Linked DNA regions of Homo sapiens: region 2 is linked to region 1. The links are chromatin loops, found by intact Hi-C in ENCODE. Cell type or tissue: heart right ventricle. All regions are shown on one strand. Each heading gives the region's core, and the rest is flanking DNA. Links, peaks and the distances in the headings are about the cores only. Region 1 has its middle 120 kb from the start of EFHB. Region 2 overlaps LOC105376984 (a long non-coding RNA gene).

Region 1 (16,203 bases), core at 3,614-11,613:
AAGGAAATTTACAGCGTTACAATTCTTGTATTAAAAAAGAAGAAACGTCTCAATACAAATAATCTAAGTTTCCACCTTAAGGAATGAGAAAAGAAGAGAGAGAGAATTACATCCAAACGAAATCAAATGGAAGGAAAAAAATAATAAAGATAAAAACCAAAATCAATAAAATTGAAAACATAAAACTAATAGAAAAAATCAGTAAAACAAAAATATAGTTCTTTGAAAACCCCAAAAATATTGCAAAAGCTCTAGTCAGTTAGACCAACAAAAAGAGGAGACACAAAAATAATTTCAGGAATTAAACAGGGTACATTACTACAGTCACACTGATATTAAAAGGTTAATAAAGAAAACACATAGATAAATTTTTGTCAATAAATTCAACTACTTAGATAAAAGGAACAAATTTCATGAATGACGTATACTAGCTTCCAGCCTTTAAGCCATTCCAGCTGATACCATGTGGAGAAGAGACAAATTGTCCCTACTGAACTCTTCCTAAATTTCAGATTTGCATTCAAAATAAATGTTTTAAATCACTAAAGTTGTTGATGTTATTCAGCAAAATGTAGCTAGAACAAACGCTGCACTCAAACATAAGTGGAATGTTTCAGTAAAATGGAATAATTACTCCAATAAACAATAGGCTAGTTCATAAAGCAACTCTCAGCAAATGACAAAGGATTGATATCAATCAGGATCTATTTATAAAATTAATCTATAAATAAATAACAAAGAAAAAATCTCAAAATATTTGTAAATTAAATATTATCCTAAATAACACATGAATAAAAAATATATATAATAGAAATTATAAAACATATTTAACCAAATGATAATGAAAATATTGTTTCAGGGCTTTTCCTTAGTTCAGCTAAAGACAGGGTTTTTGCCCATCCCACAGCCACGAAAATTTAGGCTTGCAGATGGTTTAAAGGGTGAGTAAAGCAGGGTTCTATTGGGTGAAAAGGGAAAAAAAGGAGGAAACAGGGATTATCACAAGGCCTGAGTCTCTCCGCTAGAGCACTTCCCGCCCAGCTGATTGAATCCCAGGTTCCACACAGGAAGAGGAGGGGCCAGGCTCCTCCCCATTGCAAACGGTGTGAACTTCCCTAGGCTCCACCGCAGTGGGCAGGCTGGTTGGAGTTTCTCCAGGGACCCCCTCCCATCTGCCACCTGGCTGTCTCAGTATGACATGTAAAAACATATAGAATTCAGGTAATTTTTTGTTGAGAGAAAAAGCTTCAGTTACAAATGCATAACTTAGAAAAGAAGAAAGTCAACTACTTAAGTATCCGTCTCATATAGTTAAAAAAGGGGGAGAGAGCAGAAAATCAAACTGAAAATAGAAGAAAAGAAATAGTTGATATAAGAACCAAAATAAAGGAAATAGAAAACATATGTACATTAGAAAAAATAAACAAAGTCAAACCTTGGTTAGTTCTTTGAAAAGATCAGTGAAAGTGATAAGCCTCTGGGGAAATTAATAAAGGAAAATGTGAAAGTGCAAATTACGGTAGTCAGGAATGAAACACACGGACTTTAAAAACTGAAGAGGCTATCATAAACAAATCGAACCAAATAAATTTTTAATTTTTAATGAAGTAATAAAGTTCCTAGAAAAACACAATTTAAAAAATTGACATAGGAAGAAATACAATATTCGAATAGCCTATATCTATAAAAGAAATTAATCTGATTATAAAAACCTTCCCAAAAGAAATCTCCAGTTTTCCCAAGATGGTGGATTAGGGGCTTTTAGCACGACTCAGTGCCTTGAAAGTAGCAAGATCACACATAAGAATCAACTATGTGAGCTTTCATGCAAGAAGGAAAACGGGAATGCACCAAAATCACAAAGGACACCCCAGATCATAGGAAAGAGAACACAGGCAAACAGCTGCCATGACAGGTATCCAACTGATAAAAGTGAATGAAGCCCCAGTATACGAGAGAGGAAGAGACTCTCCCTCTGTGACTCACCTTTCCACTGGGGGTCCAAAGCTGAGAGAGAGCACTTTGTTTCTTCCAAGCCCTGTAGTTAACTTGGGGAGAGTCTTGGAGATGTTATGAGGGAAAAATAGTGGGAAAAACTGCAGACATTTTCCCAGTCCCAGGACAGAGAACAGGACACCGTTTTTAATCTGAGTGCATACAAACCAGCCATTCTTTGGTGACTAGGCCCCATGGCTGCACAGGCATTTTAGTCTTGAGCTGGAGATGAGCACCTGCCCTGGAATAGAGTAGGGGCCTCTATAACCAGAATTGTGGAAAGCCCCCTCAGCAGTAGGCACTGGAATTGTGCTCTCCCCCATGGAAGACTTGGGGCAGGATATCCGCCACAGCTGTGATTTCTCCTAGGTGATAAGAATTGCAGCCTGGGCCAGTTTGGTGACCTGGAACTGGTCTCTATGTGTCATTGCTGGGTGCCTCAACCTACTCGCCTGAGATTGTGGTGCAGCAGGGCCCTCTCCACTCCACCCCCAGGCAGAACTCCAGGCATTTAGAACACCCACATGCTTGGATGAGCAACCTGAGCCATCCCACCCTTCCTGTGCATAGATCATTGTGCAGTGGAGTCCTCTCCACTCCACAACCAGGCAGATCTGCAAACATCAGGAGCATCCACTTACATAGACTAGCAGCCTGAGTCACCCTGCCCTTCCTATGCAGCGATCCTGCTGGAGGAGAGCACTCTCCGCTCCACACCCAGGCAGATCTCCAGGCATCTGGAGCACCTGCTCACCAGGATTGGCAGCCTGACCACCCCACCCTTCCTGTGCAAAGATCTAGGTGCAGGGGGGCCCATCTCTGATCCATGCCCAGGCAGATGTCTATGCAATTGAAGCCCCCACTCACTTGGATCAGCAGCGTCATCTGCCCCATCCTCTCTGTGCAGAGATTGTGGTTCAGCAGAGCCCTCTACCCTCCACACCCAAGCATATCTCCAGGCATCTGGAGCTCTGACTCTCCTGGATTAAGAGTTTAGCCTCCCCAAACCACACTGCCTGCATCTCCTCAACCCACACCACCTGCGCCGAGAACTTCCAGCTGAGGATGATTCCCAGCTCCATGCCTAGGCACACCTCTGGGTGCTTGGTGGCTGCCCATTAGATTCTCCTTCAGTGCTAGTGCTTGTGCCTGCAACTGGGGGACCTGTAGGTGAGCCTGCCCAGTCCAGCCCTGCCTGTCTTGCTCCCAACCAACCCCTGGGACTGAGCAGGGAGTTCAGACCACTGTTCCCTCCTTGGATCAGCCCATTGCCTGAAGCAACAGAGAGCTTCTCCCAGGAAACAAGGGTCAAGTATATACCAAACAAATTGACCTATAAGCTCTGACCTCTAAGCACCATCCACTGGCTTGTAGGTCCAATCACACAGCCCAATATAAAACCTGTGAACAGAAGTGCATAGTGCTGTAGTAACAAAATCAAAGGACCCTACTCAGCATTCTCTACAGTCACACCCTCCTAGGAAGGGGGAAGGGGGAGGAGGGAGGAGGAGGGAGGAGGAGGGAGGAGGGGAGAGGGAAAGGGAAATTTTACAAACTAATATTATTATAGGGAAAGAAAGAAAAAGAAAAAATTCTATCCATAAGAAAATAGATTCAAGAATTAGAAGTGCCTGTGTCTCCAGATGAGAAGGAACCAATGCAAGAATTTTGGCGTAATAAAAAATCGAATGTAGTGACACCACCAAAGGTTCACACTAGCTCACCAGCAATGGTCCTTAACCAAAGGTGAATCCAGCACCATCACCCTGATACCAAAACCTGGCAAAGACACAATGAAAAAAGAAAACTTCAGGCTAATATCCCTGATAAATATAGATGCAAAAACCTCAACAAAATACTAGCAAACTAAATCTAGCAGCACAGCAAAAAGTTAATTCACATTAATCAAATAGGCTTCATTTCTGGGATTTCTGGGATGTAAGGTTGGTTCAACATACATGGATCAAAAAATGTGATTCACCGCTTAAACAGAATTTAAAACAAAAACCATATGATCATCTCAATAGACATGGAAAAAGCCTCGATAAAATGCAACATTCATTCATGGTAAGAACCCTCAACAAAACTAGGCATCGAAGAAAGAAACTTCAAAATAATAAAAGCCAGCTATGACAAACCCACAGCCGCCATCATACTGAACACAGAAAAGCTGGAAGTATTCCCCTTGAGAACTAGAACAAGACAAGGATGCCGACTCTCCACTCCTATTCAACATAGCATTGGACGTCCTTGCCAGAGCAATCAGGCGAGAGAAAGAAAGGCATGCAAATAGGAAAAGAAAATGTCAAACTACCTCCACTGACAATACGATTCTGCACCTAGAAAACTCTAAAGACTCCACCAAATGGTTCCTGGGACTGATAAACAACTTCAGTAAAGTTTCAAAATGCAAAATAAATGAACAAAAATCAGTAGGATTTCTATACATTCAAGCTGAAAGCCAAATCCAGAATGCAATCCCATTTACAATAGCCACACAAAAAAATACCTAGGAATATGCCTAGGTATTTTCTCCTCCTCTAACCAAGGAGGAGAAAGATATCTGCAAGAATTACAAAATAATGCTAAAAGAAATCATAGATGACACAAACAAATAGAAAAACATTCCATGCTCATGGATTAGAAGAATCAACATTGTTAAAAATGGCCACACTGTCCAATGCAATCTACAGATTCAATGCTATTCCTTTCAAACTACCATTGCAATTTTTCACAGAATTAGAAAAAAAATTTAAATTCATATGGAACCAAAAAAGAGCCTGAAAAGCCAAAGCAATCTGAAGCAAAAAGAACAAAGCCAGAGGCATCACATTACCTGACTTCAACCTATACCATAAAAAAAAATTGACCATAGACCAATGGAACAGCATAGAGAACCCAGAAATGAAGCTGCATTCCTACAGCCATGTGATCTTGGAGAAGGCTGACAAAAATAAGCAATGGGGAAAGGACTTTCTATTCAATAGGTGCTGGGGTAACTGCCTAGCCATACGCCAAAGGATGAAACTGGACCCTTACCTTTCACCATGTATAAAAGTTAACTCAAGATAAACTACAGATTTAAATGTAAGACCTCAAACTATAAGAATTCTAGAAGAAAACTTAGGAAATACCATTTTGAACACCAGCCTTGGGAAAAAAAATTATAACTAAGCCCTTAAAAGCAACTGTAACAAAACAAAAATTGATAAGTGGGACCTAATTAAACTAAAGAGCTTCTGCACAGCAAAAGAAACCATCAACAGAGTAAACAGACAACCTACAGAATGGGAGAAAATATTCACTAAGTATTCATTCGTCAAAGGTCTACTATCCAGAATCTATAAGGAATATAAACAATTCAACAAGAAGAAAACAAATCACCCCATTAAAAAGCAAGCAAGGCCAGGCATGGTGGCTCATGCCAGTAATCCTAGCAGTTTAGGAGGCTGAGGTGGGCGTATTGCCAGAGCTCAGGAGTTCGAGACCAGCCTGGGAAACATGGTGAAACCCCATCTCTACTAAAATAGAAAAAATTTGCCGGGCGTGGTGGTGAGCGCCTGTAGTCTCAGCCACTCCAGAGGCTGAGGCAGGAGAATCAATTGAATCCAGAAGAGAGAGGTTGCAGTGAGCTGAGATCGTGCCACTGCACTCCAGCCTGGGCAACAGAGTGAGACTCCGTCTCAAAAAAAAAAAAAAAGAAGAAGACATACAGGCAACCAACAAACATATGAAAAAGTATTCCACATCACTGATCTTCAGAGAAATGTGAATCAAAACTACAACGAGACAACATCTCTGACCAGTCAGAATGCTATTATTAAAAAATCAAAACATAACAAATGCTGGCAAAGCTTCAGAGAAAAGGGAACATTTATACATTGTTGGTGGGAATGTAAATTAGTTCAACCACTGTGGAAAGCAGTTTAAATTTTTCTCAAAAAACTTAGAACTATTGTTCAAGCCTGCAATCTCATTACTGGGTATATATCCAAAAGAAAATAAACCATTCTACCAAAAAGACACATGCACTCATATGTTCATCACAGCACTATTCACAATAGCAGCAACATGGAATCAACCTAGGCGTCCCTCAGTGGTAGACTGGATAAAGAAAATGTGGTACATATATATTACAGAATACTACATGGCCATAAAAAAAATTATGTCCTTTGCACCAACATGGATGCAGCTGGAGGCCATTAACCTATGCATATTAATGCAAGAACAGAAAACCAAATACTGTATGTTATCCCTTTTAAGTGGGAGCTAGATATTGGGTACTCCTGGACATAAAGATGTCAACAATAGACACTGGGGACTACTAGAGAAGAGAAAGAGGGAGTAGGGAAAGGATTGAAAAACTAACTATTGGGTACTAGCCTCACTTCCTGGGTGACAGGATCAATTGTACCCCAAACCTCAGCATCACACAATATACCAATATAACAAACCTGCACATGTACCCTCTAAATCTAAAAAAGTTGAAACTAAAAAAAAAAAAAAAAACTTCCAGGCCCAGATATCTTTACTAGTGAATTCTTCTAAACATTTAAAAAAGAAATAGCAATAATTTTACAAAACTCACCCATATTCTAGGGAAAAAAATAACATTTTCCAAATCATTTTTTTGAGTTCTGCAAATCTTAATACTAAAAAACCTGGCAAAGAAATTTTAAGACGGGAAAATTACTGGCTATCTCTCACATAATATAGATATAAAAATCCTAAATAAAGTATTACCAAATCAAATACAATAATAGAAAATAGATAACATATAACTACCAAGTTTTCATTTATTCTAACAAAACTGGAATAGTAAGCTAGCCTGGTCTAATATGTAATAATCAGTCAATGTAATTCACTACATAACAGAATAAAGGAGAAAATTAGTTTATCAGCTTATAAATGTAAAAAAAATGCAACATCCATATGACAGGTAGAATAATGCCCCCACAAATATATTCGCATCCTAATCTCCAAAACCTGACATGACAAAAGGGACTTTGCAGATGCAAATAAGTTAACGGCCTTGAGATGGGGAGAGCACCCTGGATTATCCAGCCTAATCATGTGGTAACCTAATTATGTGGCTGATTAAAATAAGAACCTTTCCTGACTGTAGTTAGAGAGAGATGTGACTATGGGAGAATGGTGAGAGATTGAACATTGCTGGCTCTGAAGATGGAGGAGACAGGCAACAAGCCAAAGAATATTAGTGACCTGTAAAAGCTGGAAAAAAGACACAGATTCTCTCCTAGAGCCTCCAGATGGAATATATCTCTGTCAAAACCTTGATTTTCAGTCCATGAGACCCGTGTCAGGCTTTTTACCTAAAGAATTGTAGGATGATAAGTTTGTGTTGGCTTAATCCACTAAATCAGTATTAATTTCTTACAGCAGTAACAGACATGTAATAGAACCCATTAATGATAAAACTTTTACCTAACAGGGAATAGGAATGAAATTCCTTAATTTGAGAGTGTTGTCGAGATTCATAAAAGGTGTTCTTTCATACCCTGAATATTCAAGAATTTGAGTCCATAAAACAAACTGATAATAGACAGATTAATAAAAGAAAAAGCATATAAATGTATTAATATGTAAGCACACGGAGTCACACAAAGTATAGAAACTCAAAGAAGCACCAGATAGCTGAAGCTTAAATACTCTCTCTACAGGGGAGAGGAAAGTGAGGGATGTAGGCAATTTTAGAGGAAGAGTAAATGATTTTTTAGGGGAGATGAATGAGCCCAAAGTATAAACAATAGCCTGGGACAACGCTCTTCTGGGCTCTGGGTGTGGTGTCACCTTCCTTCCTGCGATATGCATCAATTTCCCATGGTTAGTGAGACATCTGGGGAAGAGATTCACAACAGTTGAATGTCTTTTGGAGGATCTGGACTTTAGGTAGATAGGCAAAGTTCAGAAAAAAGGCCTTCCCTTCATTTGCTGCTCCCCCAGTGTTCTCAGTGTAAAGTACAAAGTGGCACATTTCAGGATATTGTTTTCTGAGCCCCAACAGTATTCACCCAAAATTCACAAGAGGCCACATATTTAATGATGAAATGTTAAAACATTTTTCCTTAGATTGGGGAATGAGACAAGGGTGCCTGCAAGAATTACTTTTATCCAACATTAGTACAGGAGTCCCTAGCCATAAGACAGAGTTAAAAAAAAAAAGGTGGGGGGAGGGCTCAGAATTTTAAAAAGAGAAACTGCAATTATTCTCAGATAATCTAGAGACAAATTACTAGGATTAATAAGTGAATCCAAGGCTGAAAACACCTGAAAAATATACACAGGGAGTTTCCAGGATGCTGGAAGCATGTTGTTTGGTTTTTCGGTCTGCATGTGGTTGAGTTTATTTTGTGAAAATTCACCAAGCTCTTCCATTACAATTTTTGCACTTTTATATATGTATGTTCATGCTTCAATAGAAAGATCATTAAGAAAAAAAGACACGTGGGAGCCTGTCTTCAATCGTGATTATGAGTGGACACTCTGAATCTTGACTTATTCTTGGTTTTGCCTCTCCCATACAAGTTACTTATACAAGATCTTATACAAGTTACTCAACTTCTCAACATTTCAGTATTCTTTACTACAGAATGAGGATGATAGCATCCACCTTTGTGAGAAGATTAAGAGAGTTAATACACATAAAGTCCACAATGAACACTCAATAAATATTAACTATTTTATTCCATAGCCAAGAGATAATCCACAGACCTAAAAAGTGGAAGTCAAACTAGACGAGCAGAGTTAATTGAGAAATCTGGAAGTGACTTTAAAATAAGTATAATTAAAAGCTTTCAGATCATAAGAACAGTAATTTATGAAGGAAATACAGATTTTTTTAAAAAGTAGTAGATTATAAAATCTCAAAATGAGAAGTATAATCATTAAAATAAAAAATTTAGTAAGCATGTTAAATAGTAAATTCATCAAAAGTGAAAAGAGAATTAGTAAATTTTAAAGAATAAACTGAATGAAAATCCAAAATAAACACATAAGAATAATATATAGAAAATATGAACAAAAGTCACAGAGGCTAGACTTAGATACTCCAAATTACATCAAATCAGAACTCCTGAGGGAAAGAAGAGGGAAGGGGCAATGACTGTTTCATTATGTTGGGATTTGGGGATTTTTTAGACAGGGTCTCTCTCTGTCACCCGGTTTAGAGGATAGTAGAATGATCGTACCTGACTGCAGCCTCATCTTTCCAGCTCAAGTCATCCTCCTACCTCAGCCTCCCAAGTATCTGTGACTACAGGCATGCACCACCATGCAGGGCTAAACTTTTTAAAATTTTAGTAGAGATGTGTTCTTGCTATGTTGCCCAGGCTGGTCTCAAACTCCTGAGCTCAAGCAATTCTCCTGCCTCGGCCTCCCAAAGTTCTGGGATTACAGGTGTCAGCCGTCACAACTAGCCTATGCTGGGATTTTTGAAGAGCTGACGAAAGACTTGGGTCCTTAGATGAAGAAGGCACACTGGGTCCCAAGTGGTATAAATAAAAGTAAACCCACACCTAAACATCATTTTAAGGCTACAAAACATCAATAGTAAAAGAAAGCCTGACAAGCTACCAGGAAGAAAGACTATTACCTAAAGTAGAAAGATGAACAGACTAACATCAATGAATCAGCAACAATAAATAAATGTTGTGGCATACTGGAGCCAGCCTGCACCAACTCACAAGAGCCAACTGAGAAATTTCCAGGAATTTTGTGAACCAGTCATTAAAATGTCAGTAGTTTAAAATCAGCTATGGTGGGAGTATTTATACCATAGAAATTGATAAATGCTACAAACCAGAGTTCTTTCTCCAGCCTCCAGAAAACATTTACCAGCACATCACTGAATAAAGGCCAGAAACAATAAAAATCTCTAAAACACTTGATGAAAAGTAGCTCTCAGCCTAGGATTCTATACCAAGCCAAAACATCCTTTGAGACTGAGAGGAAAAATAAAAACATTTCCAACCTACCTGAAACTAAAAAAATTTGAATCCACAGACCTATGCCAAACAAAATACTGAAAGCTACATATACTTGGATAGGAAGAAAAATAAACCCAGAAGTAAGGAGTAAAGAAAATCAGCAAACTATATTCTTAAATATAAATCACTATTATCATTATTACAATTAACTGCAAAAAGTGTAAATAATTTATATTTAAAAGCAATGTGGAATCAAAATATTGGGCACCAATAACATGGGAGAAAACAATAATGAGGGGATGTTGGAGGGATGTTTAATATGCCAAAACTTTTGTGTTGTTCATAAACGAGATGAATAAATTGATTACTTTTTAGACTGCATCATAAAAACATAGTTTACTATGTGTGAGGATGCACTGGTGACAGCCTAACACACAGTGGGACCTTAATATATAATTTCTATGTCCATTACCAAGGGAATTATATTTTTCTTGTTTTTCTTAAATTTGGAAAACAGCACTGCAGAAATTAATCTAGGATTGAGCCCATTTTGTTTTGTACAAGTACAAAAAGACATTAACACTTGATATGAATTATAGTCGAGAGATATGGAACTAATATTGAAAGGAGTTAGCCAGCTTGCTTTAGTCAGACAGTAAGGGAAGTGCCCTCGGAGAATCTCCAACCCACCCCACAAGTGCTTGCACCAGATGTTTTGTGCAGATAAGGGAACTTGCACATGGGGCTTGCCTGAACATCCCCACAGCAGACTAAGGGACCTCATGTGCACTGTGGGGAGGGAGTGGAGCCACCAGGAATTCACGCCTTATACCCAGCCCCATCAGTTTTTATATAAAACCCCTGGTATTCAACTGTGAAGGAGACAACCAGGAGCCTGCTATCAGGACCCCTCTCTTTGCTGAGAGCTTTCCTTTCACTTAATAAATTCTATTCCACTCATTCTTTGAGGGTCCATGTGCCTACTTTTTCCTGGTGTTGTGACAAGAACCCAGACCTAGCTGAACTAAGGGGCAAAAAATCCTGCATCAATATTTAACATTATAACCATCTGGACATAAAATCATGATAACATGCAATCATGATCATTTTTATTCAGTTCCAACTTATTTTATTCTTCTGCTTGTCATGTCTACATCTCTATTATGGACTCACAAGATCCTATCATTCCTACAGACTTCTCAAAGCAAAACAATTCCCTATTAACATCATGGGTCTGATTTTTTTCTTTACCAACCATGTTTTAAGTGGTTCTGTACGGGGTGGAATTTTTTCTCTTTGCTGCTTCATTCCCATTGTACCAGACTGACAACATGAATTCTCATGGCCTTACTCTCAATTATTCTTTCTTGGAATTATACATTTAGTAATGCAGAGACTGAAAGGGGATCCAGAAAGAGAAATAGTGGGGAGTAGGAAGGGGGTAGAGGGTGATTTCAAGTGGATTTTCTTGTAAGTTTTTTGTAACCCTCACACAGAAGATAAATTTGTCACAAGATACATCTTTGCTGACAAAGAAACTCAGAGTAATAGAAGGCAAACGATTTCTTTTTTTTTTTTAGATGGAGTCTCACTCTGTCACCCAGGCTGGAGTGCAGTGGCGCGATCTTGGCTCACTGCAAGCTCTGCCTCCCAGGTTCAAGCGATTCTCCTGCCTCAGCCTCCCGAGTAGCTGGGATTATAAGCATGTGCCACTGCGCCCAGCAAATTTTTGTGTTTTTAGTAGAGATGAGGTTTCACCATGGTCGCCAGGCTGGTCTCAAACTCCAGACTTCAAGTGATCCACCCATCTCAGCCTCCAAAGTGCTGGGATTACAGTCGTGAGCCACCATTGTTCTGCAGTTACTCTGAGTTCTGATTTCCTCTTGTGAGGTTTCTTGTCTGTTTTATGAGGCATTTAATATAGAACATATTTAATACAAATAGACCTTGCCAAGTTCTCACTGAAGACAACCACTACTGCCCTATCCTTGCCCCAATCCAGCAGTTACTTATGACCAGGAGGACCCAGTTTACCTGGGACACTCCTGGCTTACATCTCTTGTCTGGCATAATTATTATTAGCACCTCCATAATTATTCATAGCACTCCAAAAGTGTCCTGGGTTAGATAAACTATATGGTCACCTTCCTTATGAGCAGTCAGTTATGCCTCTCCTGGATCAGATGTGGAGGGAAGGAGATTAGTATTACGGAGGGTTTATTTTGACTAAACACTGGTCTAGATACTGTGTAAGTAATTTCAGTACATCTTAACACAACCCTAGGAGACAGGTAACATTTATTACCAACTAGAGATTAGGAAAGTAATGTTCACAGAGTATGAAGTGGGTCCATGGGCATACAACTTATGAATGGCTAATTAAGGACCAGAATCCAGAGCTAAAGTCAAAACCAGTGCTCTTCCTCCTAGACCACCTTCCCAACAAAAGAAAACTGAATCAGAATATCACCATCTACCACTGTGAGATTTGAAAAGTTTGCCATTGCTCCCTACCAAGAGCCAAAGACACCAGACATTTACTGTAATGTATTTGGGCAGCCATCTGTGGAAAATTATCTGCAAAGATGACCACCCATAATTTCTGTAGCCGCATGCCATATCTCCTATCCAGAAGTGAAGTCTTTTTCCTTTCCCTTAAATCTGGGCTGGCACTGTGACTGGCTTTCACCAATGGAACACAGCAAAAATGACACTGTGCCAGTTTCAGGCCTAGGCCTTAAGAAACCTGGCAACAAGCCAGGCACGGTGGCTCACGCCTGTAATCCCAGCATTTTGGGAGGCCGAGGCGGGCAGTTCACAAGGTCAGGAGTTCGAGACCAGCTTGCCAACATGGTGAAACCCTGTCTCTACCAAAAAATATAAAAATTAGCTGGGCATGGTGGCAGACACCTGTAATCCCAGCTACTCAGGAGGCTGAGGCAGGAGAATTGCTTGAACTCGGGAGGCAGAGGTTGCAGTGAGCCGAGATCACGCCACTGCACTCCAGCTTGGGTGACAGAACAAGACTCCGTCTCGGGGAGGAAAAAAAAAATAACTGGCAACTCCTCTTCTGCTTGCTTACTGCCCCAATCCACAAGTAAAGAACTCTAGACTGGGCAACATGGTGAGACTCCATCTCTACCAAAAAAAAAAAAAATTTCAGTTAGCCAGGCATGTCCATGTAGTCTCAGCTACTGGGGAGGCTAAGGAGGGAGGATCGCTTGATCCGAGAAGGTCAAGGCTTCAGTGCACTGTGATTGCACCACTACACTCCAGCCTAGGTGTCAGAGCATGAGTTTGTCTCAAAAACAAACAAACAAACAAACAAAAAACAACAACAACAACAACAACTCTGGGCTATCCTAAGCTATCCTAATAGAAAGAAGGATTGCATGAATAGAAATGCCAGGTGGAGATGGATTAAAGCAACCCAGAGGATAGAAGGGAACACCACACCCCAGTATGTGAGACCATCTTAGATGTACAGCCTCTCCCAACCCTCAGATGAACAGTGCTGCATGAGTGAGCTCAGTCAATATGGGGAGCCAAGCTAACTCTGCTGGGTCCTACCCAGATTTCCTGACCCACAGAATTGTGAATAATCAGTGGGTGTTGTTTTAAGACACTGAACTTTGGAGAGGTTAGTAACACAGCAATAGTTAACTGATGCACTATCTTTTTCCCTACTCCCTTATCTCTACCACACTCTGAGGCTCATCTCTCTGGGTCTTTTAGAAAGCCAGGGAATGATGGCCAGGCAGGAAACACTGCCTTGGAGCCCGAACAAGCCAGCAGGCTTGTTTCCTCCTCCTGTCAACATTTCCCATGCCAGCCTTGCCCCATTCCCATTTTGCTTTGCCTCACATGAAATTATAGAAATTTCCCCATTTCTCCTTTATTATATCTATACCTCTGTCCTGTAATTCCAAGGCCACTACCATGCCCACTTTAGATCTTCCCTCAGACTCTAAAACCACACTTTTCCGGCTGGGAGTGATGGCTCATGCCTGTAATCCCACCAGTTTGGGAGGTCAAGGAGGGAGGATCACTTGAGCCCAAGAGTTCAAAACCAGCCTGGGCAACATAAGGAGACCTTGCCTCTATTTTTTTTAAAAAATGTTAAATAAATAAATTAAATTAATAAAATTACAATTTTCCTATGGCTATTCTTGAGTGTGAGGAACATCTGTAAATGTGTGTCTGTGTATGTGTGTGCATTTGTGTATGTGTATGTATCAGTGCACATGTACTCATTTTTATGTATATTCCCTAAATCTCAACAAAGTCAAAATTACACTTAACTCTACATGTGTTTGAGTCATGCAACATACATGGATGTCTAATCTCTTTATGTAAGTTTCCCAGTGCCAACTAATAATGCATCAATTTCCAACAAAAAGCCCCTGTAACTCTTTAAAAAGATTCATTAATCTAATTTTATTAATTCAGTAGTCACAATATGAATACGCTGTATTGACCTGAAGAGCTTATTTCATGTTTTTAAGAGATTTAAACTGTTTCCAATGGCAACCAGAGAATCAGCTTGACATCTCAGACAATAAAACCTTAGCATTCATCCATATCATGAGCCAAGCAGAGAGCTGGGAGGTTTATGACATTTTAATCATTGATAATTTTGGTTGTGCTGATGAGAAAACTTTTTAATGTGAGGAACTTGGAGAGGGTTCCAAGGAAAGCTGCCAAGGTAATTAAAGCAGCCTTGTAAATTGGTTTGAAGAATATGCCAGGCTGACAAAACAACCATCAGCCTATATGACCCTCCCCTCCCCTGGCCAACCCAATCTATTCGTCAGATAACCTCAGCTTAATTGAAATTGACAACACAATGATGACAAATATGTGCCATGGCTTAAGCAGCACATACTACCTTATAATCCTTTACAGAATGTGGCAATAAATAATGAGACTGGTCATTTGTACCCTGCTGACTTCCTGAAAGTGTTTTAGGCAGCTTACATTTAAAAATGCAATGAGAAGAATGTGTAAAATTAACACAAGGTAATAGCCAGTCTCAGCCGTTTCAAAATGTGTTTGGAAACTAATGAAGGAGTGGAAATTAAGCCAAAATCATGCTAAATGAGGAAATTTAGGACATATGAATATAAATATAGTCCTCACAACATAGGATGGAGGAAAGGTCATAGGAGGCGAGGGAAAAGCACACTCACAGTGAAGTGTAGGGAATAGATGAAAGGAAAAGTAGAGGGAGAGTACCAACATATACTTGATTCCAGTCTACATACAGTGAACTGTTCTAGGACTTCTAGTATCTCATTTAATCTTCACAGTAATTGATGAGAAAACTGAGACTCAGAACCTGGGTAACTTGCCCGAAGTCTCGCCTCCATAACGTGATGAAACAACGTGCCCAACCTAAAGCCATTTGACTCCAAACCCAGTATTCTTTCTGCTCAACAATTCTCAGTCAAGAAGAGATTTATTTAAGGACACTAAGCAATAGAATAAATTGTGTTATGCAAAGTCATTCTTTCACCTATGCAAGAGTGTTCCTTGTGGGCCTGTTTTCAGAAGACAGGTATGTTGTACTGCTGAGGCATTTGTATACAATGGTTAAGGGCACAAGCTCTTGAGAGTGAAAGCAAATTTGAATCCCAGTTGCATCACTTCCTAGTTATGTGATCTTTGGCAATTTACTGGACCTCTTGGGGCTTCAGTTTCCCCATTAGAAAAGTGAGAACAATTAAGCCTGGCTCACTGGATGGTGAAAGGACGACATAACACAGGCAAAGTGCTTAGCACAGAGTTCTGAACACAGTAGAACTTAAATATATTTTTATTCCAATTTCTATATCTATGTTTATTAAGTCAAGATGGCCATTGTTTTACTGAAATATTTACAGGTAAAATGACATCCTGTCTTGGATTTGCTTCAAAATATTTTAGCTTAAAAAGGAGGTGAGAAGAGCATTACGTGGGAATAAGGAAACAAGACTAACAAATGCTGATGATTGTTGAAACCACGTGAAGCTGGTACATGGGGTTCACTAGGCAATTCTCTTTACTTTGGTGTACACTTGAAATTTTCCACAATAAAAACTTTTTTTTAATGTTCGTGGTTAGAATACCCAAAGGACACATATGTTGATGAAAAATGCCAGAACTAAAGACTGAGAGGAAGAAAAGACTGAATCCTAGTTAGCCTGGTATCTCCTCAGAAGGCCTCAGGGGATCGAGGCCTGGAATGATTACTTTCTTGAATCCAAGCTGTGTATCACATAAA
Region 2 (16,203 bases), core at 3,720-11,719, 90 kb before region 1:
TATTCTGAAAAGCCATGTGGAATATGCCTCAGAATTGAACACCTCAGGGACAGGAGACATTTATTCCCTGGCTACTATGCCCATTGATCAAGAGTTACCCCAGGGATGCTAACACCAGTGCATTTGCAGATTATCCTTATGCAAATACTAGGTGAACTCCCACAGCTTCACAGTTAACAAACAGAGTCAGAAAATTCTGCTGAGGTAAGGTTACACTGGCACAAGGCTGGTCACTCCAGGAACAGCTGGGGTAAATTGTGTGCCCAGGGGGTGTGAGGAAGGGTACAAGATATGTCAACTACACCTGTCAGCAAGCATTTCAACAGTAGTTCTCCTCTTCATTTTTATTTTCAAGAACTTGTTAAATAGTAAATTGTCAATTTGTATTGTTACATTTAAGATATCGCCCTATAAACAGGTCATTTACATTTTAACAGAAATTAAACCATAAAAAACCTAGGTAGATAAATTAGGTTTATATTGAGATAGTTAAAGAGGAAACTAAAGTGGTTTTTCTTTTTCTTTCCTCTGAAAGAAAGTTTAGGAAGAAAGAAAACTTACTTTTACTGATAAGTACTAAATGTCATGCCCTGTGCTAGATACTTTGGAATATTTTCTCTAACTATCAACTCTATGAGAAAAACATTGTAATCTAGATCTGACTTGAGCCTATTTGCACCTCAGAGATTTCAGTTTAGAGGCTTGAAACAGCTCTTTCACAGCCTATGCAAATCTTAATACACACTCCAAAACTCCTGTGACTCCCAACTCTACTTCAAAACCTTAGCTCCTTCATCTGGGAGTGACATCCTAATAAGATCTTTTCTTGTAGAGTAGATGCAACTTGTCCCTTTAGTAGTTAACACCAAAAAAATCCAGTCACACTCATGCTTTTGGAAGTTTAGCTTGGGCTTTTAAAGCTTGAGGAATAACGGAAAGAGATCACACCCGTCACCACCCAGGCTTCCTTCTTCTCTAAGTCGCCTCATACCCTACTCCTTTCCAAAAGCCTGCTCCACATTCACAACCATCCTGATTGCACACAGCCGGCCTCTGGGGCAGGGAGTGTTGTTTCTGGCTCTGGATGTGGCACTCATGGGGAGCTGCCTGATCCATCTTGTCAGCCCTCCTTATCTCCCTAGAGTTGAATAAAGTGACATCGTTTCCACAACACTATTTGTTTAGCCAAGAAAATGTGTACTGACTGTCTATTCTCTTACACATTAAGCTCTGTGCTAAAAACTACAAATTATAGGCACTGACCTTGCCCAGATGGTACTCAGAGTTTTGTGGAAGAGATAGACAATTAAAATCGTAATTCAGTGTGATAAGTTTAGTGGTAAACATTTTCAAGTAACAGAAGAGATGATTAACTCAGTCTAAGGCGATCAGCAAAGCTTCCAAAAGGAGTTGATACCTAAGACGTATTTTAAAGGATGAACAGGGGATTGTCCTATGGAGAAGGGAAGGAAGAGCATTCTAAGGGCCACATAATTTACAAAGGCACACAAGTAGGCAGCTCCATGCTATATTTGAGAGAAATTAACATAGTTTTAAATAAATAGATAATAAACATAATGGGAGGAAAGTGTGAAATGAATTTGGATAGGTAGATGAACACTAGATGATAAAGTCTGGAGTCATGCTAAGCACCTCAGACATCTCCTGTTGATGTTGAGGGCCAGAGAAAGATTTGAAACAGCAAAATAACACGGTAAATTTTCTGTCACTCTGGTTACCATGTGGAGGACCACAGATCAGTCATAATGGAAGCAGGAAGACCCATTAGACCAGTAGCCCAGGTAAATAACTATTACACCACAAACCCTGACGGTGACATTGAAGATGGGTATTTAAAAGAAAAAAAACAGGCTTTAGAACTAGTTAGAAAATGAAATTGACTGTATTTGGAGATTTGTGGGATGTAGAGAGTAAGGAAGATGTTAAAGTCAAGAATGATATCCTAATGTCTGGCTGAGTGATGAGTGGTGACTCCATCAACCATTAAAAGAAATACAGGACAAAGGAACAGGTTTATGGTGGGTGGTAGAAAGGGAGTTTAATTTCAGGCAAGTTAAGTTTTAGATGCTGTAAAACATTATATTGGCTAGCTATTGATGCAAAATAAACAATGCTAAAACTCCGTAGTTAAAAAAAGATTACTTATCGTCATTCACATACCTGTGGACTGACTGGAGTTTGGCTGATCCAGGCTGGGTTGAGATGGGCAACTCTGATTTAGAATTAATGAGTGGGTCTGCTTCTCACCACAAGTCTTGGGTTGGATGGTTGGATGGGAAGGTTCTGTTCTATGTTTTATTCATTTTCCTTGAACCAATGAGCTATTCAAGACATGTTTGGGTTTTTTTTTCCATAAATATAGCAGACGTGGGAGAGAGCAGGCAGAAACACACAAAGCCTCTTAAGGCCTAGGCTCAAAACTGGTATACTATCACTTCCCTCCATATTCCAATAGCCAAAGCAAGGCACATGGCCAAATTCAAAGTCAAAATACCTTTTACCCACAAAGAGACTATGGCACGGGTGTGGAAGCAGACAAGGGTGAAAAATTGAAGCCAATAATATGTTGGCTCAAATATCCAGGAGAAGATTTGGGTAAGGCAGTTGGATATGTATAAGACTAAAGCCTGCAGAAAAACTCAGGCATAAAAGTTATAGATTCTTGTTTAATTGGAGTATAGCTCATGAATAAAGTGATAAAAGGAGATTGTATGTAATACATATAGTAATAAGAGGCAGCCCAAAGACAGACTGCTAGGAACGACCAACATTTACAGAGTAAAAGATGGGATTCCTTGAAAGAAATTGAAAAAGAATTGGTCACTAGGGTTGTAGGAGGCACAGGAGGGTTTCCTCTTAGGGAAGCCAAGTAATTAGAGCCTTTCAAGAATAAAGTGGTTAAAATTACATCACACTACTAGAAAACTAAAATATTTATTGAGTTTCTACTAAAGGCTGAGTATTATACTAAATTCTTTTACATGAATTATTTCACTTAACCCTTATAAGGATGAAATGAAGTGTATAACATTATTATCCCCATTTATTGATATGGAAATTGAAGTGAATAGAAATTAAGAAATCAATGCAAATTCATACAGCAATTGAGGCAGTATGACTTCAGAACTTATTCTCTGGACCTTGATGAGAGACTGTGTCTTAAGAATGTTAAATGCCAACTTTTCACTCTGTAAGAAATAATACTAAAAATGGCCGATATTTACATTAAAAAAAATATTCAGAGGATCGATCTAATTTGTTTAAAATCATGCAATTTGCAAGTAGCAGAGGCAGGTTTTGAACCCTGATCATTCAAACTCCAGGGTTCTTATACTGATCACAGTACCATCAACGTAGTAGTAATTCTTCTACACCTTTATTTCACCCACAGCTCTTCTCCAAGAACATGGGCTTTTCACCAAGGCTTCACCTAGCAACATTGCTTTTGTTCTATCATTTAGTGAATGACAGCTTAAGAAAGCAACAAAAAAGTAAAATATATGGATCATGTACAACTTTTCTTTCTGATTGATGTGAATTTCAAATAAGACTCAACAAGTAGAAATCAAAATCTGGTAAATATCAGTCAAACTACTGTTACTTTTAGGAGCCTAGGCTTGCTCGAATAGATAACAAATTGAACATACGTTTATCTACTAAATACAGTTCAATTGTACTCTTTATGGATAAGGATAGATCTCTTCACAAAACCAAAGCATTTGACAAATTCATAAATTGAATCTACATGATATGAGATCTTTGAACGTATTACTTGGCAAGATATTATACCTTTCCAAGATACTATAGAGAAAGAAAGAAATTATATCCTATTCTACAGTTAAAACCACATAAATGACACCATATAAATGGGCAAAAGTGATAGAAATGATAGAAATTATTGAAAATAAAGATCATTTGTTGAAGAGAATTTTTCTTTTATAAAATTTCCATTATTTAATTATAATAATGTTCATTCAGTAAATTATTTTCTTTTTTCTGAAAGGTTTTGAATCTACCCTATGACCCCTCCTTCCTTTTGAAATGAAAAAAAAAAAAAGAAAAACAACAACCAAAAAAAAAAACCTTCTTTTTTTTTTGTCACTTGATTTATTGTCGTTCTTAGAGGCAGGGTCTCACTCTTGCTCATAGTTCACTGCAGCCTCAACCTCCTGGGCTTAAGCGATTCCCCCACCTCAGCCTTCCAAGAAGCTGGGAATACAGATACGTGCCTCTAATCCTGGCTAATTTTTCATTTTTTGTAGAGATGGGGTCTCACTATGTTGCCTAGGCTGGTCTCTTACTCCTGGCCTCAAGCGTTCATCCCACCTCCGCCTCCCAAGTGCTATGATTACACGCAGGTCGACCACACCTGGCCTTGAAAAAAAACTTCTAAACATAAGAAATGTTCTTATGATTCATTGACATCATGTAAGAAAATTTTGCCTAAAATATTCCTCAATGTCTTTTTAAAACAGAAAATAATTTATTTAATAAATAAACTGAATTAACGGAATCCACTACTCAGGTCCCCTCCCCAAATTTTACTTGGATCTCAAGGACACACATTCACAGATCAATCCAATTACTTACCCAGCCTTTTGGGTTTAAGAATAAGCCATTCAACCCAAATTAAAGCTTCTTATAAATCTCTTTCTGTATCAAGTTTGGGAGAAACGCATATATAATTCCAAACCTTAAAGAAAAGAGAATATCCTTTGATGATGAGGCTATGACTTCATGCACAGCGTGAACAGGGCATTCTTTCACTCATTTACCCTTCTGTCCTAGCAAGTCTGAACCTTACAGGTTTTTTGCTCAGTGGGGGCAAGTTCCCACTTTACACACTTCCTTCACCCAAACCCATAATTTGGTGGAAAAGAACATGATGCAGTCCCCCCATACTCTTACTTTATACCTTAGAACACAATCAGCTATGTCATATTAAAATTTATTGTACATGATCCCATTTCTACTGCAAAACAGAGAGTAATTTGAGAGAAGGAACTTCTTGTATTCATCATTATACCCACGATGTCTAGAGCAGTGCCTGCTGTTATCAATAGAGGTTGTTAAATGGGCATAGGTAATTGCCAATAGAAACCGTGTGTTGCTAAGGCCCAATCCAAGTGACTGGTGATAATAATAAATGCTAATATTTACAGTCTTCCAAGAATAATGTTAAAAATCTTTTATGTGTACCACTTTCTTTAATCATCACTGGAACTCTATGGAGTTGGCACTATTGTTTCCTTCATTTTGCATATAAGAAAACTGATTCAGAAGTAAATAATTTGTGTAATGCCCTATGAATAGTAAATTGGAAGGTCTAGATTCAAACTCAGACATTTTGACTCCGTTCTTTCCCAGTGTTATAAGCTTCCTATCTTCGGTACTAAGGACAGCATTCTCAAGTGAGAACATGGAATGTTCTCTTTCTTCTGTATCTAGAAGAGGCACACAAAGCACAAGGAGAAAATATAGTTTCTTTCAGTTCCTGGACTATAACTTTGAGTTCTCTGGGCTTGTCCCATCTTGAGGTCATGGAAAATAGAAAAGAAAGGCCCTCCCTGCAGCTTTGAGTTCAGGAAATTCCTCCCTCTTTTATCTTCTTTTCTCCTGCTCTTTGCCAGAATATATATTGACTCTCCATTCTGACCCATACTTTGCCTATTGCTCCCAATTTAGGCTCAATAATACAGTTCCATAGTGCCCCTTTACTGATTTAGAAACCCCATCACCAAGTGCTACTGCCACAGACCCTAGACTGAGGGCCCTATTAAGGCCAGGGCCCTATAAATCACCCCCTCTCCCAAACCAGACAGAAAATACTTCCAGAAAGGGACACCAGCCACTCAGAGTGAGTTAGTTTTCTTTGAGAATATTCATTCATATTTTCTTTGACTCTCTCCAAATTTTCTCACCTTTAAAATGAATAATAATAATTCTTAAACACTAAGCCAATCATAAAATTTGCATACACTTGATCTTTATTATACCAAGTATAATCTCCAGACCAGGAACTTGGAATGTGGATTCTTAAGCCCCACCTCAAAAATATGGAATCAGAGACCTCATTTAGCAAGATCCATAAGTGATTTCTCACACATTTACATTTTGTGAAGCATTACAGTAGATGACAACCACTCTGTATTGAAATTCTAAAATATTTTCTACTCTTTATTCTTACAAAGTACATAATTCCTGCAGTTCATTCCAACATATTCCATATGTTTCTCTGTGTAACTAGAGGAAAGATGCAGCAACACAAAGCAAGGGCAATATCATTATTCTAGATACTGACTTGGGCCTATCTTGAAATGTTTATTGATTTGAGGTTGTTATTCAGAGTGTTCTCTGTTACTTTAGAGTTATCATTTTACTTTTCCTTGCAGAGAATGCCTTTATATATCAAGGCAGGGCATTGATATATAATAATATTACATAATAATATTATTATAATAATAATACATAATAATATTATTATATTATAATAATAATACATAATAATATTATTATATTATAATAATAATATTGCATTAATCTAACCCTAGAGGCTACCACATTTGGTACACAGTAGGTAACAAATAGTATGCTGAATAAATAAATGAGACCATTTTGTATTGCACATATTTGTTTTTCTAAATTAACTCCACTGTGAGATTGTAGAACCCTTGGAGGTAGGTGGCGTGTCTTACTCATCTTTGCATTTTCTTCCAACATCCAGCAGAGTACCTTACATGTAGTATTTGGTGCATAAATGTTTATTAAATTGAACTAAATTGGTCATTGGGCATGAAAAACAAGAGGTCATTTACCAAATTGGAGGATTTAATCTGAGAGTGAAGTTCAACCTGTTGTCAAGGAAGCAGGATGGAGAAACCATTAACAAGAAAAAAGTAATTATTACCATTAAAATATAATAGGATAAAATCTTACCTAAGGGAAAAGAAAAAAAGGACGTTAATTTTCTGGTGACTTAGTGAACATTAATTTTTTAGTGACTTACTGAGTTTGGGATTACTTCTTGACTCAGATGTTTTTTGATGCTTATGCAAATGGGAGAAATAACTACTTTAAAAAACATTGTGATGTCATGGAAATGCCACAGGCACTTTCCTTGTGTGTAAAATGGGAACAATGGAAAAACATCTGTTTTACAGATTGTTGTGAGGGTCAAACAAAACTCTGTAGGTAACGGGCTCAACACAATTCTTGACACTTACTAGATACTGAATAAATGATAGTTTCCTTCTTATTGTAGTAAATCAAATGCGTTTACTATACCCTGTTCCTTCATTTATTCATTACACATTTAGTGGATATCTACTCTGGAATCCAGAGAGGTTTCATAGTATAATGGCACTTGTTTCAAGCCTTGAAAGATAAAAATGTTAATAAACAGAGAAAAAAAAAAGAGAATTCAGATTGAAAAACAACATGGATAATAGCACAGTTAGGTGTGTTTAGAATACAAGGTAAGTTGAGGAATAGTAATAGAATTTGAAACTGAAAAACCGCAAGAAAATGGATGTCTTTAAATGCCAAGATAAATATTTGGATTTGCATTCTGTAGGCTTTTGGAAGCCACTCAAGACTTTTGGCATCACTCATGGCTAACTTTTTATCCTCTTCTCATCTCATTCTACACAGTCTTCTCTAGATGACCTCTATTCCTATGGCACTAGACAACTTAGATTACCCAAATCTACATCTCCAGCCCAGCTTGTCTGAGTTCACACCCATACATGCAACTGCCTAAGAACATCTCCATATGGAAAGCTCACAGATACCTTTCAGCTAACCATGTAAAGTTGAACTCATTATTTGTCCCAATTGTTCCCTATGTCAGATTAATTCCATCTTCATCCACCCAGTTCTTCCAGATTAATAATTATGATCCATCATTACTTTTCTTTCTCCCTTATCTTCTATATCCAATCATAACATTCTCTAGAATCAAACTTGTAAACATCTCTTGAATTTTTCTATTTCTCTCATTTTAACTGAACCCATACTTGCCCAAGCCAATGTGGTATCTCACTTAAATGGGTATAATAGTCTCCTAACTGGTCTTCTGCTTCAGCTTTTGCCCCTCTCCAATTCATTCTCAACACAGAAACAAAGATTTTTTTTATAATGTCAACCTGAGCACATTGTTGCCTTGCTTGAAACCCTTCACTGGCTTCCCCATTACACATGAAGCGAAATTCCAACTCCTTAAAATGGTTTGCAAAGCCCTACACAATTTGGACCATATTCATCTTCATCTTTATTTCCTTCTACTTTCCCCCATGATTGCCACACTTCAGTTAGGCTCTTCTAAATCAGGGTCTTTACACATGCAGTCTCCTGTTCTTAAAAAGCTCACCTTTTCTTTCTCCAATTGATGTGACTAACAACACCCCTTGTGCATCAAGTGTACAGTGCATTGTGCAATGTCTGCCCTCCTGGGAAGAATGCACAAAACCAATCTTAACTCTCTGTGCCGTGGTGCCTAGGCAATGCCTGGCAAATGGTAGCTGCTCGATAAAGGCACAAATAAAAGGAGTGATATAACCAGAACTGTGTAGAATCCAGAATCCATTTGATGTCAGATGATAGGTTGTCTTGGACAAGTCAGAAACCAAATTCAGCAAGCTATTGACAAATTAGATGAGAGCCAGGCCTGAGTTAGATAAATAAGGGGAAAAAAGATAGATACAGTAAAAACTACTGATGTCCACAACAATATTCTAGAACTGAAATAAAAACTCACCACATGATGTCTACACAAAGACATGAAATGAGACCAAAAGTATCACCGTATATCTGGACTGCTTAGAAGAAATCTATTACTCTAACAGCTCTTCTTCCTGATTCTATAGCCTTTGCCATTCTCCCTCAGAAAGTGGCCTCAAAATGCAGCCTACGTTTTAGGACTTTACAAACCTATTCAATCTATAATAACTGCTTATAAGTCTATTTCCACTGCCTTAGAAAACAGCTTAGACAGATTTTCAAAGGCATTTTAATCTACCTCAAGAGAGAAACTGTTTACATATCCTTCTAGAACCACTACATTATTTCCTGTATTATATTTGATGTGAATAAAACTAGAGGGAAATATCTAGTAATGTAAAATAAACCCAACAATATTGTTCAGTATAACTACTGGTTAATATCTAATTTTGAAAGTGTATTTTTGGCTGGGCACTATGGATCACACCTGTAATCCCAGAACTTTAGGAGGTGAAGGTGGGAGGATTGCTTGAGCCCAGGAGGTCGAGGCTACAGTGACCATGATCATGCCACTGCACTCCAGCCTGGGTGACAGACTGAGCAAGACCCTTTAAAAGATGAAGGAACGAAGGAAGGAGGGAAGGAAGGAGGGAGGGAGGGAAGGAAGGAAGGACGGAAGGAAAGAAGGAAGGAAAAGAAAGAGAGAGAGAAAGTAAGTTTATTTTTTGCAGGAACATTTTTTGCTTGGTATCTCTATAACTATGGGCATTGATCACTCAGTGAAAATATCATTAGGATGTTTAACGGAAAAGGCGTATCATTGAATATGCTTTCAGTCAAACCCCAGCAAACTAAGAATCTGCCAATAAGCTGTTTTAAAGTCAATTTTAGAACTTTGACTTCTATGGTTAAATGTATTTCCAAGAAGCCAACTAACCTAAATATCAGAGTAAATAATAGGTCTTTATTCCTATCCACTACTCTGGACCCATCAACACCACTAAAGGAATGATTTTTTTTCTTAATCCAGGAAAAAGATAAACAATAACTTTTTAGTTTCTGTGAGTTAGGTTTGAAGGAAGCAGCGGTGTTGAACAAAGATTTATGCAATGACCTTGAACAAGTGCCTTCCCTGCCTTAGTTGTCCCATATTTCAAAAGAGAAAGGACAACCAGATGATTATTAAGTCTTCTGCTCTTGGAAAAATGTCTTATAGTCCAAGAGAGAGTCAAAGTGTCATATGATGGGATGTGTGCAACAATAATATTCAGGGGTAACTAGGCACTGCCTCTCCCTGGAGCTATTGAGAAAGAAAGTCTTCAAAGGAAAAAAGAAAGGCTCTTGAGCTGAAGCCTCCAATGATAAACAAGAGTTGAATCAATGACAAAAGGAGAGAAAGGCAAGCCAGGCAAAAGAGGCAGTTTGGACAAAGTCCTCAAGGTCTGAGAAAGCATGTGGTTACAGGAATCAGCAAGTGTTTTGTGATAGCTAGTGCACAGTATGCCAGAGACAGAACTGCAGGAGGTGAGCTTGGAGATGCAGGCTGGAACCAGAAGAGTTGATGTACATTGGGTAGACAACTGGGGAAGGGAAGGTGGGTGTTAAGGGATTTTAAGGAAGGATAAAGTGTGAAAAATTTTTTATCATACAAAAATTACTCTGGAGTAACAACAGAGGATGTAAAGAAAGTAGGAGATACCAGATACAGGAAGACCAACTAAGGCTATTATTGTGAAGTTGTAAAGTAATGAGTGGCAGTGAGGATGGAAAGGAATTTTTTTTTTTTGAGACAGAGTCTCACTCTGTCTCCCAGGCTGGACTGCAGTGGTGCAATCTCGGCTCACTGCAGCCTTCCCCTCCCGGGTTCAAGCAATTCTCCTGCTTCAGCCTCCTGAGTAGCTGGGACTGCAGGCATGCACCATCACGCCTGGCTAATTTTTGTATTTTTAGTAGAAACAGGGTTTCACCATGTTGGCCAGGATGGTCTCGATCTCCTGGCCTCGTGATCTGCCCACCTCAGCCTCCCAGAGTGCTGGGATTATAGGCGTGAGCCCCTGTGCCTGGCTGCGAATTTTTAACACACATCAAAGAAACCCTATATTGTGAGGGGCTAGATAGCTTGATAAATGATTGGATGTAGAGATAGGGTAAGCTGATGCTTTTATCAGGTGAAAGTACAACAGAAGTGCTAACATACACTGCTGGTAAGAATGTAAAATGGTGCAACCACTATGAAAAAGTTTGGCAGTTTTTCAAAAGATTAAATATAGTTACCAAATAACCCAACAATTTCACTCCTAGCTATATACCTGTTAAAGTGAACTAAATATGGCCTGAGAAGGACTCCATACTTCTATATTTGAGTCCTTGTGGACAAACTGCAACCTACCTTAATAGGTAGACAAGATTGAAAACCTAACTTTGGAGTATGCATCTGTAACAATAGCTAAGACTTGGCCAATCCTAGTGGCCATACTTCAACCATTCATACACTACTGAGTGTTCAAACTGTGTTCAAATAAGGCAAATGCTGAGCTGTATCCAATCCAGCCATTCTGTACCTCACTTCTGATTTCTATATGTCATTTCCCTTTTTTGTGTCTATAAATCTTCTTCCACCATGTGGCTGCACTGGAGTCTCTATGAATCTGTGTGATTCTGGGGGCTGCTCGATTCATGAATCATTCATTGCTCAGTTAAACTCCTTTAAATGTAATTTGGCTAAAGTTTTTGGTTTTTTATCAGATGGTGCCAGAAGTGGGATCTCAAGTAGAGCTTCCCATGACCCCCAGAAGTGCTGAATGAACACACAAGGTACCGGGTGCAGGACCACTTGTGTCCAAGGATTTCCCAGAGTGGCTCAGGATCTTGGGTAAGCTCCCTTTCAGATTTTGGTGCTCCACGAATTTGTGTTTTGAGATTCCCCAAGTTTCTTTGAGCAAATTCCTGACCCAAACTGGGTTTGGAAGTCATGACAGAAACTGGACTGGGTCCAGGAATGGATTTGATCCAGGAATTAATGGGCTTGGATCCAAGTAGAGGCCTCTTACATCTGACTGGGTCAGAAATGAACTGAGAGTAAGCAGTAATATTGCAGGGGTTATAAAAGTTGGCTTTTGAAAATTCACAGGGATTTTTGTGTTTATTTCATTTTTCTTGTGCACTTAGGTAGGAAAAAAAAAGATCATTGGCAAAGTTTATCAAGAGAACCTGAGAGTAAAGTCATTATTTTAAGACAGAGGGATCCTTATTTCTGGAAAACTGAGTTCCTTGTGGCTTATACATTAGGCCTGGAGGCAGCAAAGTCTTACAGAAATGGCAAAATCTTACTAAAGATAACTTACTGTGGAGCATTCCAAATAAACAACACCTTGAAGCGCATTTTAAAATGAGGGCTCTCAGTAAAGTCCCTTTCAGCTAAGAACACAGTTTGGCACTATGGGATGTTAACTGCTATTCTCTTTGCAATAATCTGCCTTGCACACTTTGCTGACAGCTATGGGTGACAGGATTAGGCATGTATAAGGGACCATGGGACATGGGGAGCTTTTTCCTCCCCAAAAGGGGAAACTTGAGAGCTGATGGGACTGCTGGAAAAGGTCCCTTCGTTACTGACAAGCGGCTACCTGAAATTTTCAGTGTTGCTGTAATGAGTGGGTGGATCTTTCTCTGGCCTCCATGAGCTCTTTGCCTTCAACACCCTGCCATAGGCAATGCTTTTCCCTCTCTCTTTTCCCTCTCTGATCTTTTCTACCACTCAGAGCGGCCATCTTGCCCAGAGACCACATAATGAAACTCCTATTTGGAGGTTGGACTAAAAATGATGGAGCCTATCTAAGGGCAAATTTAAGCCTTGCCAGTTCAATATTGGATGTTAAGCAGAGTGGTTAATGTCTATGTTTTGTCACTTGTATTTTACTCTGGCCGGAACAGAAAAAGATAATTTTCTTTTGTGTTGTGGCTTAGCCCCCAGGGCTACAGTGCAGTGAGCTGGGTCACAAGGGCCACTCAGGGAAAGGAAATCCAGAAGCCTGGCATGCTGGCAAGAGGGTAAGAATTTCTTACCAGTCAGACTTCTGGCCTCTCTCTCTCTCTGTGTGTGAACTGGTTAAATGAATGGTAAAAATCCCTGTTTATCTCCTTTGTAGAGTTTTGATTAATGGGAAAAAGGACTCACGAGGCTAATCTTAAGCTGTAGTGAATGTAGTGTGCTTTGTGTGTCTTTCTGTGTCCTATAATGGAGAAGGGTATACCTTAGGATAGAACATGGGCTTAGAATACCTGTAAGCCCACTGTTCAAGATGATCCAGCAAACTGGTTAGTTATAAACTTTGCTGCAGGTCCCTGAAAAAAAAAACTGGATGAGGTTTCCCTCTTGTCTTGTGTGTCCTTGGGAGCTTGACCTTGTGACCACATGACCATGCTTTCTCTTTTCACAAGAGAAAAGGTTGCTCAGGTTCAGGGTTCAATTCCCAGCTTGGAAAATGAGTCCTTTATCTTTTGCTGTCTATGTATTTATATATATTATATGTGTGATGTTTATATATGAAAGAGCTTTAATTGGTTTAAAAATAAAAGCTTAAATATTTTGTCAGAAAAGTAAAAAGTGTAATGCCTTTTTTTAGTTCATGTGACTTAAATAATCTTTGGGAAATCAAGACAGTTTTAAAGATTATTGGTAAAATAAAAATTTCTTCAAAAGTGTAAACATTTGGTCTAAATTATGCAGGTCAGATATTAAGTTTGCTAAATGCTTTAAGGTCATAAACTGCTTCTTTGACTTTTAAAAATTGTTCAATTACTTTTTGGAGCATTAAATTCTAGATAAGACATGAGGACATGTGAAATTAGCCATGCCCCCTAGCTATGCAAAAGTATTAAATAAAAGAGATTTTATACAAGAAAGGATCTTGTATGGTAAATTCTCATCCTAAGCTAAAGTAAAATGACTGGTTGTTTAAAAAAAGGATGTTTAGGACAAGTCAGAGAATCTAAGCATGCCGTAGGTGGTCTACGTAAGCCATGAAAGAATTCATGAAAGGGAATGTATGCAAGAAATGTTGTACAATTTAAAGGTGATTAGGCCTCCTAAATACTTTGTAAAATGCCACTGTGACTCTTAATGGTACAACTTGCTTGCTTTACAGTTAGGTAAGGCCTGGGACACGTGGAGTGAGATGCTAGAAAGAGTCAGACCTTATTTGCATTTTTGTCTGGGTCCTAGGCTCCACACCTACTATCTAATTAAAATCCTGAACTTACCAAGGTTTTTCACCAAAAGCAAAAGTTGCTAAGGCTTAACAGTGTAACATGTATTTGAAACTACTGAAAAAACAGTTTTACATGTGAAGTATATAAAGAAAGTGAAATGTGTTTTTGGTAAAAGATTATTAAAAGTCATAGGAACGTGAATTTTTTTGCCTAAGTTTAGAGGGTTAAAAGGATTGTTTTAAGTGAGATAGGAAAAAACTAAAGGTCTAAACAGGTTGTGGAAGGTTTGTAAAAATTAACCTTGTAAAAGAAATATCTATGTGTGAAAATATTGACTAAATTTAAAGGGGTATTATTCAGTTTTTCCATAAGTTGAACATAGAAATAAAACCACAACAGGGATTTCTTAAAGTAATAATCTGCTCTTTAACAAAAATTTGTAAAGAGTTATAAAAGGTTTATAAAAATCTTGCCTTACAGTCAAACTGATTAAGATTGGATATATTTGTCTATGAGGTTTTATTAAAAATTGGGGTTGACATTAATAGTTTACTAATGTAAGGGGTAAATTTGGCTTTCTCTCTTGAACAAGATTTTTGTGTAATATTAAAAGATAATGAAAATTTTTTGTTTGCCTTTTAAATACAGTACCAAAAAAAAAGAAGGGAAAGACAAAAGACAGATTGTTTGGAAAGCTAAGTTTTCTCTTTATCAATGAGCAAAGGTTTTTGCCTTTTTAAAAATTTTTGAGTCATCATTTTGGCTAAATGAATGATTTATATAATCTGGAATTCTAGTTCATAATATCAAGTGTTTTAAACCTTTAACATACTTAGTAGGCTTCCCAAAATCAAATTTCAGCTTCAAAATAGTCTTTTCTGACCTCTAACTTTGAAATGCTACAGAGGGTCCTTGAAGCATTCAAAAGAGAGGTAAATAGAATTATTTAACATGTTAAGTTAAATGGGAAGCATTGTCAAAATAAAGATAATGTTTAATCTTCAGGCTATATTTTAGTGAATATTAATATATATTCCAAAATTGTATAGGATTTCTAAAATTCTAATATGTCTAAGTATATGCTATCAATAATAATTACGGTTGCTATGTTAAGGTATTGTATACCACAGAAATAGCCAAATTTCCTTGTATAAAATTGCTAACCCAAGTAGAACAAAAAAATTAATTAAATACCAAGAAAATACTTTGCCAGAGTTTCATGTTAAACCAGCCAATAATGAAATTGTTTGGATATACAATTTGAACTCCATGATCTAAGTCAAATACCTATAATAACCCATTAGTTATTAGTGCTATGCACCTAAACTGAAGAAACAATTGGTATTCGAGAGGACGTAAGTCCAATGGTAAGCATAGACTCATGGAAAATCAAAACAGCCACCTTGTCCTTCCTGAGTCCTTAAAGCTTTTGTTATTAAAGTTTCTGCATTCCATGACTCATCATGGAAAAGATAAGATGATCCAAATTGAATATATTGATGTGGTGACTTATAAATTGCAAAAACAGTTTAACACCAATGTTTGTTTCCATATTCCTGGGAAGACAATCAAACCTTCAGGTACCTTTGGTTACCTGATGGGTCATTTACACATCTATAAAGGGATTTAATTCAATTGTCATTTTCAATGCATGTTTTATAACAGTTAATTATTATGCCTCAGTATATTTTCACCAGGTAAAGAAAGCATTTATGATTCACTAAGGACAGTTAACCCCTTCACAATCTAGAATCTGAAGATTGGATCTTCTGAAAACATCAGAGAAAGACTCTCCTTGCCATCCACACTGCAACAAAACTTTGGAACCTTGAACCTTGGATACATAATCTCACAACTGAGAAGGATCCCTCCACATTCTTGGAACTGTACACCCATTGGAACCCTTAAAGTAAAACTAACCAGGAAAGTTTCTCCCCAGAAGATGGCATCCTTGATGTGAACAGCTTTTCCCAAGATCACAGATCAACACTTCTACTATCATGAGACTCTTACCTTTGAATATTTTCCTTGTTTATGCCTCTGTGAACAATAGAAATGAAAAGGGGTCTATTATGTGCACTTACAGGGTATACTTTTATTTGTTAAGAACTTTGCAGCCAGTATTATACATGAATAACCTTATACTTAGATAGATTAAAAAATGAAGTCCCAAGGTAGGGGAGAAACTTTAATGGTACATACATTGCCTCATAATCCGTCAAAACTCCTTTTAACCTACATCATGGGTTAAAG

Evidence for each region. Peaks named below come from ENCODE experiments on the same cell type or tissue, not always from the same donor. Only the 100,000 strongest peaks of a DNase experiment are listed, where the experiment ranks them.
Region 2: a loop joins it to region 1, with 9 times the contacts of the local background. A loop is called at or near these places in 2 of 110 quality-filtered maps.

Annotation. Positions count from the first base shown.
Region 1 is chr3:19,801,233-19,817,435 of GRCh38, forward strand. No RefSeq gene overlaps it. Among named protein-coding and RNA genes, the nearest start is that of EFHB, 120 kb to the right of the region's middle. In heart right ventricle, for the core only: no CTCF peak of the experiment used is centred there; no DNase peak of the experiment used is centred there; H3K27ac peaks cover 1,696 bases.
Region 2 is chr3:19,711,429-19,727,631 of GRCh38, forward strand. It overlaps LOC105376984 (a long non-coding RNA gene), which reads left to right. Exons shown (of 3, transcript XR_940643.1): 2 at 11,485-11,611; 3 at 15,701-16,203. Among named protein-coding and RNA genes, the nearest start is that of EFHB, 210 kb to the right of the region's middle. In heart right ventricle, for the core only: no CTCF peak of the experiment used is centred there; no DNase peak of the experiment used is centred there.